Linked DNA regions of Homo sapiens: region 2 is linked to region 1. The links are chromatin contacts, found by Hi-C or POLR2A ChIA-PET in ENCODE. All regions are on one chromosome and are shown on one strand. Each heading gives the region's core, a stretch centred on a gene start or an enhancer-like site at or near the end of the contact. The rest is flanking DNA. Distances are from core to core; before and after follow the strand shown. Region 1 holds the start of MAP3K20 (mitogen-activated protein kinase kinase kinase 20). Region 2 overlaps RAPGEF4 (Rap guanine nucleotide exchange factor 4).

Evidence for each region. Hi-C counts contacts between places; a loop is a spot of excess contacts on that map. ChIA-PET counts read pairs that join two places held with the same protein, here RNA polymerase II (POLR2A). Pooled maps may share reads with other maps.
Region 2: a map of heart left ventricle shows a loop between it and region 1 (6-fold over the local background). The contact joins the enhancer-like site here to the promoter of MAP3K20 in region 1. A Hi-C loop is called at or near these places in 52 of 168 maps with a recorded cell type or tissue (A673, CD14-positive monocyte, Caco-2 and 25 more), 11 of 37 single-sample maps with no recorded cell type and 37 of 50 pooled maps. POLR2A ChIA-PET finds 5 or more read pairs at or near these places in 5 of 52 experiments (AG04450, BJ, MCF 10A and 2 more).

The regions. Positions count from the first base shown.
Region 1 is chr2:173,073,877-173,078,368 of GRCh38, forward strand. MAP3K20 (mitogen-activated protein kinase kinase kinase 20) reads left to right here and starts at 1,970. Exons shown (of 20, transcript NM_016653.3): 1 at 1,970-2,126. RefSeq lists silencers at 1,665-1,714, 1,795-2,534.
Region 2 is chr2:173,025,667-173,030,190 of GRCh38, forward strand. RAPGEF4 (Rap guanine nucleotide exchange factor 4) reads left to right here. Exons shown (of 31, transcript NM_007023.4): 24 at 906-1,031; 25 at 1,415-1,593; 26 at 4,498-4,524. Among named protein-coding and RNA genes, the nearest start is that of MAP3K20, 48 kb to the right of the region's middle. Within about 2 kb of position 1,950, at least 16 of the 41 ENCODE cell types and tissues checked have a DNase peak (open chromatin) inside an H3K27ac peak, as active enhancers do; they include Panc1, ascending aorta, gastrocnemius medialis and 4 more, where a contact is called at or near this core.

The DNA.
Region 1 (4,492 bases), core at 720-3,219:
GCTCTTAAGCCATGTGTTCCAAATTTAAAGCAATACATTCATGGTTTTAAAGCTGGAACCTGCAACTAACTTCTAATTAGTCCCTCTTATTTTACAGAGGAGGAAACTGTGGCCTATCCTGCAAAGCACTCTAGCTGATAACTGGTAGCTCTAAGACCAGAAGTCAGGTTCTCTGACTCTCAGTCTAGGGTCCTTTCCAAAACAAACAAGTGCCTCTGAAGGTAAGGTAAAATGACTGGAGTCTTCCTATGCCTGGGGTCTATGCTAAAGAGCCTTAGTTTTTCCTTGAATGGATAGGATGGAATTATTTGAATTATTTTATTAGACCTGCATTATACATTTTTTTAGCATGGCAATTTTCATCAATTCTAATTTCTCAGTTACCAAAATAAAATTTATTAATGCTAAAATCTCCAGTCCTTATCAAAGGGCAAATTAATCAGACTAATAAATTGTTTTTTAACCTCTACTCATTCATCCCTCAACTTTCATATCTTTAACCTATTGAATGACTTACAAATTTTCTATTTCACTCTTGACCTCTTTCCTGAATTTCAGTTTCATATTTCAGTTGCTGCATCTCTACCTGTTTTTACTCCTATGACCTCAAACTCAACATGAAGCCAGCTTCCCTTTCACGTATTCCTATTTTTGTCAATGACACCATCATTCTTCCAGTCATCCAGGTCTGAGATCTTGGCATCATCTCTCTTCTTCTTCTCTTCTAAATCTTGTGGGTTACCAATTTCTGTGGCCTCTTGCTGAAACGTTTAATATTTCTCTCAATTCCATTTCTTCTTTTTTTTTTTTTTTTTTTTTTTTTTTTTTTTTTGAGACAGAGTCTCACTTTCATCCAGGCTGGAGTGCAGTGGCGCGACTGTGGTTCACTTTAGCCTCGACTTCCCCAGCTCAAGCGATTCTCCCACCTCAGCCTCCCGAGTAGCTGGGACTATAGATGTATGCCACCACATCAGGCTAATTTTCTGATTTTTTTGGAGATGAGGTCTCACTGTGTTACCCAGCCAGGTCTCAAGCAATCCTCTCAGCTTGGCCTCCCAAAGTGCTGGGATTACAGGTACCATGCCCAGCCCATTTCTTCTTTTTAATTCCATTTCCTACATCCTAACTCAGGTCCTCATGATCCCACAACCGGGTGGTGACAATATCTACTACTCATCCTGGTTCCATCCTAGCAACCCAACCTACAACTACTGTGGACTACTCTCTCAAAATTACCATTTAAACAGAATCACAAACCCCCATTTCACCCCTTTGATTCTAATTTTTCACAGCTCCCAGTGTCCATGGATAATAAAATTCAAATTCAAAATCCTGAATAATGTTGCCCATGCCCTTGCAACCTCCTCTCACTTTTCCTTCACAGAACCATCCTCCCCAATCAGAAATTTCTTTTCTTCCCAACGCCCACCTCCACCTTTGGCTTAGGCCTGTAACGGACTCTGGCTCCTCTTCTGAATTCTGCTCTGTTAAAATTAGCAACTAGAGCAGCAGACCACGGCCCCTCCTCAAAATTCCAGAGGTACCTACTGATCTTTCTAGAGAGGCAGCCTTCAGACCTATGTTCCCAGAAATCTCTACGTTTGTGCCTTTCCCAACTAGAGAATTAACTCTTGCGGGGCACAAAACAGCCTCTATTTCTTTGCGTCCCCAGCGCCTGTTTGTTGAAGACTGAGTTGAAGGAGTAGCAGGTGGTGTTAATTTGTCAAAAAGATGAGTTAAGGTGCTGGGGGCGAGGGGGAACACCCCCACGGCCCTCCCCCCACAGCAAGGCAGGTGTGTCTGGGGGCCTCGGCGGGTGCCGGGGCGCGGGGCGGATGGTGCCCCCCGGGCGCAGGCCAGGGAGGCCCGAGCGCCTTCCCCACGCCCCGCTCGCCCGCGCGTGTGAGGGGAGGGCGGCCCAGCCGTTTCGCGCCGGGAGGTAGGTGGTGCTGTTGCCGTGACTGTCTTCCTCATTGGCGCCGTGCAGAGAGGCGGAATGTTCAACTCCTAACTGCAGCGGAAACGTGGGAGCCGCGCGGGCCGCTGTCGTCCCAACCCCCGCCGCCCTCGTCGCGCGCGGGGCCTCCGCGCCCCCGGCTGCTGCTCACGCCCCGCCCGGGAGCCAGGTAGGGGTCAGGCTGGAGCCCGCGGAGGGCGGGGAGGGAGGGGGCGAGGCCCGCCGCGCTCGCGAGTCGTCCCTGCGTCTCGGGGCCGAGGCTCCGCCGGAGCCCGGGAGTCTAGGCGGCCTCGGGAGGCTCCTCGGGGCTCCCCTCCCCGACCCAGGGCCCGCCCGGCGGCGGCGGCCGGAGCGAGCGGGCGGGCGAGCGAGCGAGCGTTCGCGGCGCCCGGGAAGTCCTCGCGGGACCTTGGCCGCGGCGCCGCCAAGTGCGGTTCGGGAGAGTTCGGGCCGGTCCCATGGAGAAGTTGGCGCCTGGAGGCGCGGGCGCAGGCCGGAGCGGCCCCGGCTTTCGCGGTCCCGGGCGTGCGGCACGGGCAGGGGCTCCGCGAGCAGCAGAGCCGGCCAAGCAGCGGGTGACTGGGGCACTGTCGGGAGGCGAACCGCGAGGCCCCCAAATCAGGGTAGGGTGCAGGCCACTTCCCAGCACTCGCTGTGCGTGCGAGGAGGGACGACGAACTTCTGCTTTTCTAAGAACTCGACCGCGAGCGGTGTTGCTTCCCATCCATTTTCCTTCATTCTGTTTTCCTCACACAATTAGGCCATGCGAATAACCAGCAGGAACAATGAACACTAAAGATTAGTTTTAAAAACATGCGTAAATGTATCCAGAGCCACCGCTCCCCGCCCTTCCTGCCCCGGGCTTGGGCAGCATGAAGCGCCCGCCCTCTCGGGCTTCCCCCTTTCCTCCCACCGGAGCCGGGGATGTCTCCTTTGGCGACCCTCAGGCAGCGGCTTTTTGTGGGCTCCCAGACCTGCACCAGGCCCAGAAGTGCTTACCCAGGCCGTCGCCTCGTCTGGCCTCGCTTGCCCATGACAGCTTTCAGAAAACTTTAATTCAGGACTGGCTAGATGACATCCGATTGCCTAAAAAATTTTTTTAAAAAGTTATCTCTGTTAGATCGCTGAAAATGTTATGTTTCTGATGCGCTTTGAGATCGCGCATAAGTACTGTTTATGGGGAACTTAATTACTATTTTTGTTAGTTTCTGTAATAATGAAAGCAACACAATTTAGGGGCCCATTCCAAGTATGGTACAGTAAGCAGCTCTCGATACTGGTGTGTGAGAATCGTCTTACAGAGTGAATTTGAGGATGTTTGACTTAAGATTGTTGAAAACTGTACTCCTTCTTTAACCCCGAAGCTGTTTTGGAAGAGCCTTCTTGCTTCCTCGACCTTCGTTGAAATGAACAGCTAGGATTTAGTGGATCCAAACCTCCAAACACGTTTAAAGACAAAAATAAACAAGTGATTCAAGGCTAGTTAATGTCCTCTTTGTAGTAGGCCTATCTCCACAGTGAAATTTCACTTGTTTTTCAATTTTCCAAAAAAAAAAAAAAAAAAAAGTGATGGCTGCATTTTAATTATGGTTATGGTCATTTGTAGAGTCTTTGTTTTAAATTCCTGCTACTATAGTGAGAGATTTAGGAGATTGTAAATGAATACGAATTTAGTTTGGGAAAACAGAATTAAGATAAAGAAAAATGGTCTTTTGGACCACTGCACTGTTTATTTTAATCTATCACAATTTAATTCCTACTATAACTTTTTGAGATTATTTGGGGAGTTTTTTAACTACAAAATATTGTTTAAATAAAAAAATTTAGTGATAATAATTCCAGAGTAAATGACCATGATGCAATTGCAAGGACTTTCTCCGTTGTCTAAAAAAGCAAATAGATGATTGATCCGTTTTTCTTAATCTTTTAGGGAATATATAAGGACACAGTAAAGAGAGAAAAAAAAATCCAAATATTAAACACTCGGACTTGGATCTAAAAATGGATGGTCAAAGATCTTGGGAACTAAGGGGCCTTCTTGCCAAATAAGGAAACTTGGCAAGTTGCACTGTGTATTTTAACTTAGCACAAGAGTGAGTGTTATTGGCAATATATTGGCTCAGAGCCTATCTGGAATGAGCAGTGAAACTGACTTTGATAGGGCTACAAAATTATAAATAGGTTTGTGGGGGCGTGGAGTGAATAATCGAATCATCAGAGAAAACACTGAAAACTTTTCATGAAAATAAGTCAGATGTAAGGTGAAGCTATTAGTGTGGAGTGACAGAGCAAAATGGACAGTTTATTTTAGAAAGTGGTAGATTCAGAAGAGAGGAGAGAATCAGTGGTTTTTTTGTTTTTGTTTTGTTTTTGTTTTTGTTTAAACTGGAAAAAGATGTTTGTGGGGATATAATACTTCTTGGAATAAGATAGCCCTATGTCTGTATCCTGAGATGTTGGAAATAAAAATGAATTTAGATCACTTGTTTTCCATTTTATTCTACCCAGGACAGATTGACAGGGTGAGTATCTTGT
Region 2 (4,524 bases), core at 700-3,199, 48 kb before region 1:
TACTGACCTCAGGTGATCCACCCGCCTTGGCCTCCCAGAGTGCTGGGATTACAGGCGTGAGCCACTGTGCCAGCCACTTTTGTGACTTTTGGAACTTTGTAATGTGTGTGTTGCCTATTTATATATAAATCTATTGCATTATACGTGTGCTTCCTATATATGCATATCATTCATCTCACTAAGTAAAAACACTTTAGATCATTTCTCATAAAATAAAACTGAGATAAGCAAGTCAGATGGAAACTTTTAGTGAGGGGTCTTCCAGAAAGTAGCAGACGTTGGCTTTCTAATGTCTAGCCCAAAACACCATAACCATGCGAATAACATCCTCAGCTCAACATCTGCCCAAGAGTAGAGGGATCAGACATCATGTGTAACCTCAGTTCACAGAGCTTTCCATTCCCTCATGACCCCAGGCAGTGTGTCCCAAGAGATGGAGAGGCAGCAGTGTTACCATGGCCACCGGCAGCAGGAAGTAGCACTGTGGATGAACGTCCCAAACTGCCATGCCGTTACCTGCTTTACAGCAGCTTCAGTGAGAAATAGGAGAAAAAAGGTCTCCCAGGACTTCTTCCATTTTTACCAGGGAAAAGAAGAGTTTCCAGGGACCTCCCAGGCCTGAGTGTGAGAGAAGAGAACCTCTGCAGGTCACTCTTCACTGAATCTTATTTGCCGCGGTTCACATTTTTCAGTCAGTGGAATTGATGGTAATGATGATTGGTGACTTACAGACGACACTAAAGCAACTAGCGTTGCGAGCAGAGGCATCTCTCCTCAGAGTTTCCAGATATTCCTGAAAGCGTCCATCTCCAGAATCCTTTCCCCTCAGAAACTCCTGAAAGCTTTTAGTGCTAAATACTTGTCTGTGTTGAGTTTCTGATATGTTTTTGCATTATTATTCATAGACTCCCTTACCAGAACAGGAAGGCCCAACTGTTGGAACAGTGGGAACTTTTGAACTGATGAGCTCCAAAGATTTAGCATACCAGATGACAATTTATGATTGGGAACTCTTCAACTGCGTGCATGAGGTAAGATGCAGGATCAGATGTGTTAGTAGCTGAGATAGCAAGGATAAAGGCTGCTGGCATTGCTTAGTTTGTAAGTGCTAATATGTGCTACAATATGGAAACCACATGACCATTTTTTTGCATACTGAGCTTATAAATAAAGCATGCTATAAAGCCTTTGAGTATTAAAGAAAAATCTTTACAGTATGCCGTGTCTTCCTGTGTATATTAAGCCAGTAAAACCTAGTTTATATTTATATATTTAACAAACCTCATGGAAGCCCTTCAAGTCTGATTGACTTCACATTTGCTGACCAGTAAAACACTGTCTTGACAAATAGAGAAACCTGCTGGTGTTTTGATTTAAAAAAAAATAAGCAAAATTGTTTTCCTTTATTTTCTAGCTGGAGCTAATCTATCACACATTTGGAAGGCATAATTTTAAAAAGACCACAGCAAACTTGGATTTGTTCCTGAGGAGATTTAATGAAATTCAGTTTTGGGTCGTCACTGAGATCTGCCTTTGTTCTCAGCTCAGCAAGCGTGTTCAGCTATTAAAAAAATTTATTAAGATAGCAGCCCAGTAAGTATATTTAGCTTGGAAAGAGAAAAAAAAATGTTGAGCTGTGTTTTCATTTTGTTTTCTTAGACTACACCTTAAAAAGAAAAGCAGGATCTAGGAACTGCTAGAGGGCCAAACACAGGGTCTTAGGAATAACCAAACTCTTGTAATGGATCTCTCCTATATTTTGTAGCATTTAACATCAATAGATAAATTAACTTCTTTACAGCACTGATGCTGGAGTCGAAGTTGTGACCTCTCTTTGCTCTTTGCTTTCTACTCAGACGGTTTTGCCTCCTTTAGTTTAAAATTCCTTCCGTAAACCAAGTTCCCTTATACTTCGAAAGTTCAGTTGAAAAGATCTTGAAGTCAATGTCCAGCATGACACATTCTCACCAGTAGAGGGCAGTGCAGCATGCATGTACAGCAGCACATCCAGCCCAGACAGAATTAAATCGGTAAAATGCATGCGAGCTAACCTGGTACATGAAAATCATCACTACAAACATCAGAAAAAGAAGCATCTATCTTATAAATATTCTATTAAACAGCACTTCATGGGAAACAATTTTTTTACTACAGGGGCCAGTTAGAGTTCTCCCTGACATGAATTTAATCTTCTCCTGCTATTTAGATATGCCTGACAACCTCCTGTTTACTTCCATGTTTTTGGTATCACCACAGTGCTAAAAATAAAATGCTAAATGTGGCCTATGGCTGTGAGACTTCTTTCCTTTCTAAATGCAGGGAGCTCTAGCACACAGGAAGGCTGAGAGCACAAGTGACCCCAGCTAGACAATTTTCTTGACCCAAAATCAAACATGGAGTTTGATTTCCTGGGCTAAACAAAGAAGTAAAGGCTGCTTGACATTTTATAGATATCAGTTTGCCAGATGCCTGGAATTATTTGCCAACAACTTGAGGGTTCAATAGAATACCAAATCCCTTGGATTCAAAAGCTGCTATCTGTTAATATGGCAAAGCTGGCTATTTTAAGAAAGGCTTGGTAAAATGGTGCCTGTGAATTTCTGGTTCAGAGTATAGCCACTTCCCTGGTAGTCTGCACAGCCTTATGGCAAGGGACAAATGCCTTCACATATTTGGAATGAGCTGATTATGGAAACTATGACAAGATGTGCTTTCCCGTTAGAAGAAGCACACTCTCTCTCTTCACCTTAGCCTGGCAGTGCCCAATGCAACAAGAAGAGAGAGGCAATCTGCACACAAATGTGGGAAGCCAGAAAATCTTTTGGGGCCTGATCCTGTTATTTTACAGAGGCAACATGGGAGAGCCTTTCAGAACACCCAGGACTTTTTTTTATATATATATATTTTTGCTTTTCTTATCCCTCTCCCTTCTGTTTAGGTGAATGAGTAGGTGGACTTGGCCTTCAGTATAAATTAGTTTATGTTATTTAACCATTATTAAGCCCTGTGCTACATTTGCCGTCCTGTAGAGAAGCTATTTACACAGCCCAGCTGAAGAAGACTGTAGACTTTTTAAATCCGAGATCTACAAGAATGAGGTTGAAACCTCGTGACAGTAGCATCTGTTTTACTTTATATTTTTAGAGAACTTCAACATATTTGTTTTAAGCTCTTTGCCTGCCCAGAACTGTGTGAAGTTGGTGGAAGCAGATGTTCTTATTCCTCTGTTTACATTCGTGGAGGCATAGAGAAATTTCATGACTTACATAGGGTAATAAAGTTAGCTGATAACAAGGCAGTGACTAGAAAGGCAGGTCTACAGCCCTGCATTTGTTCTTTCAAGATCACATAAAGGACAGAGGCAAACACATAGATGCGATTGTATACCTGCCTTTAGCCCCAGGTGTCTTCTAAATAACCTTCAGCTCCTGAACTCAGACCCATTGTCCCAGCACACCAAAGGCCTCACTTGCTTTCTCACCAGTGGGACCATACACACTAGCTTCTCTGAAATATGTTCTCCATCTCCACACAGACAATTTAAGAATTACTCTTTGCTACCTTTGCAATGGGTAGCAAATGCAACAATTTAGTCTTTTTCAAAAATGTTAATCCAAACAGGATTTCATTATGATATGGTCAATTTCGATAACCATATTGATTCAGGATGAAGGATTTATGCGTATTGCAAAATGAATTCTTTCCCTTTTCAGGGACCTGGTATGAAGAAGTTTGGGGTTTCTCTTTCTAAAAAATGGTTAAACCAAGTACCTGTGTTAAACATCACCATTCTAATAAGAATTTCTGTTTTTTTCCACATGTCTCATTCCCAAACATATATTCATAAAAGCTAATAATGGCGTAAGTACAGATTCAAAATGATCAGCTTCATTGATGTCAGTAAAACACAGAGAAGGTTATTTCTTGGTCAGTTGTTTAGGTTACTTCTCAGCTTTAAAATTCCTTGAGATTGAGTGCCCAGCCTATAGAGATCACACCTTATAAGTTGATATTTTTCAACAAACAAGTAGCATTTGCATGGCAGGTAGAAGCCATGGTGGCTGCAGCTGTGAGACTCCCTTAGTGCCCTCTCAAGCTGCCAGAGGAGGATATCCACCTTCAGGCTAAAGGTCTAGAAATCTCCAAGGGCACTTCACTTTTTTTCTTACCCCATGAGATATTTCCCTCTCGGTCCAACAAGGCTTTTAGCAAGTTTGGGATTATAATAACAACCCCTAAGGTAGGTGTCTTTAAGTTCCTTCTCAGATCCCAAACCTCAATGGCTAACGTCTTCAACTTTCTAAAAACACAGTGAGAAATCAAACAGCAGAACATGGTCACCCAAGTGGAACTTTTACAGTACATTAAATCTATCATTGCCTGTTCTCATAAATGAGCCCTGACAAATATTAATGACTATCAGAAAATAGAACTCTAATTTTTTTTATCTCACACAGAAGTAACATTTTACTCAAACACGCATCTCCTGTGTTTCAGCTGTAAGGAGTATAAAAATCTGAATTC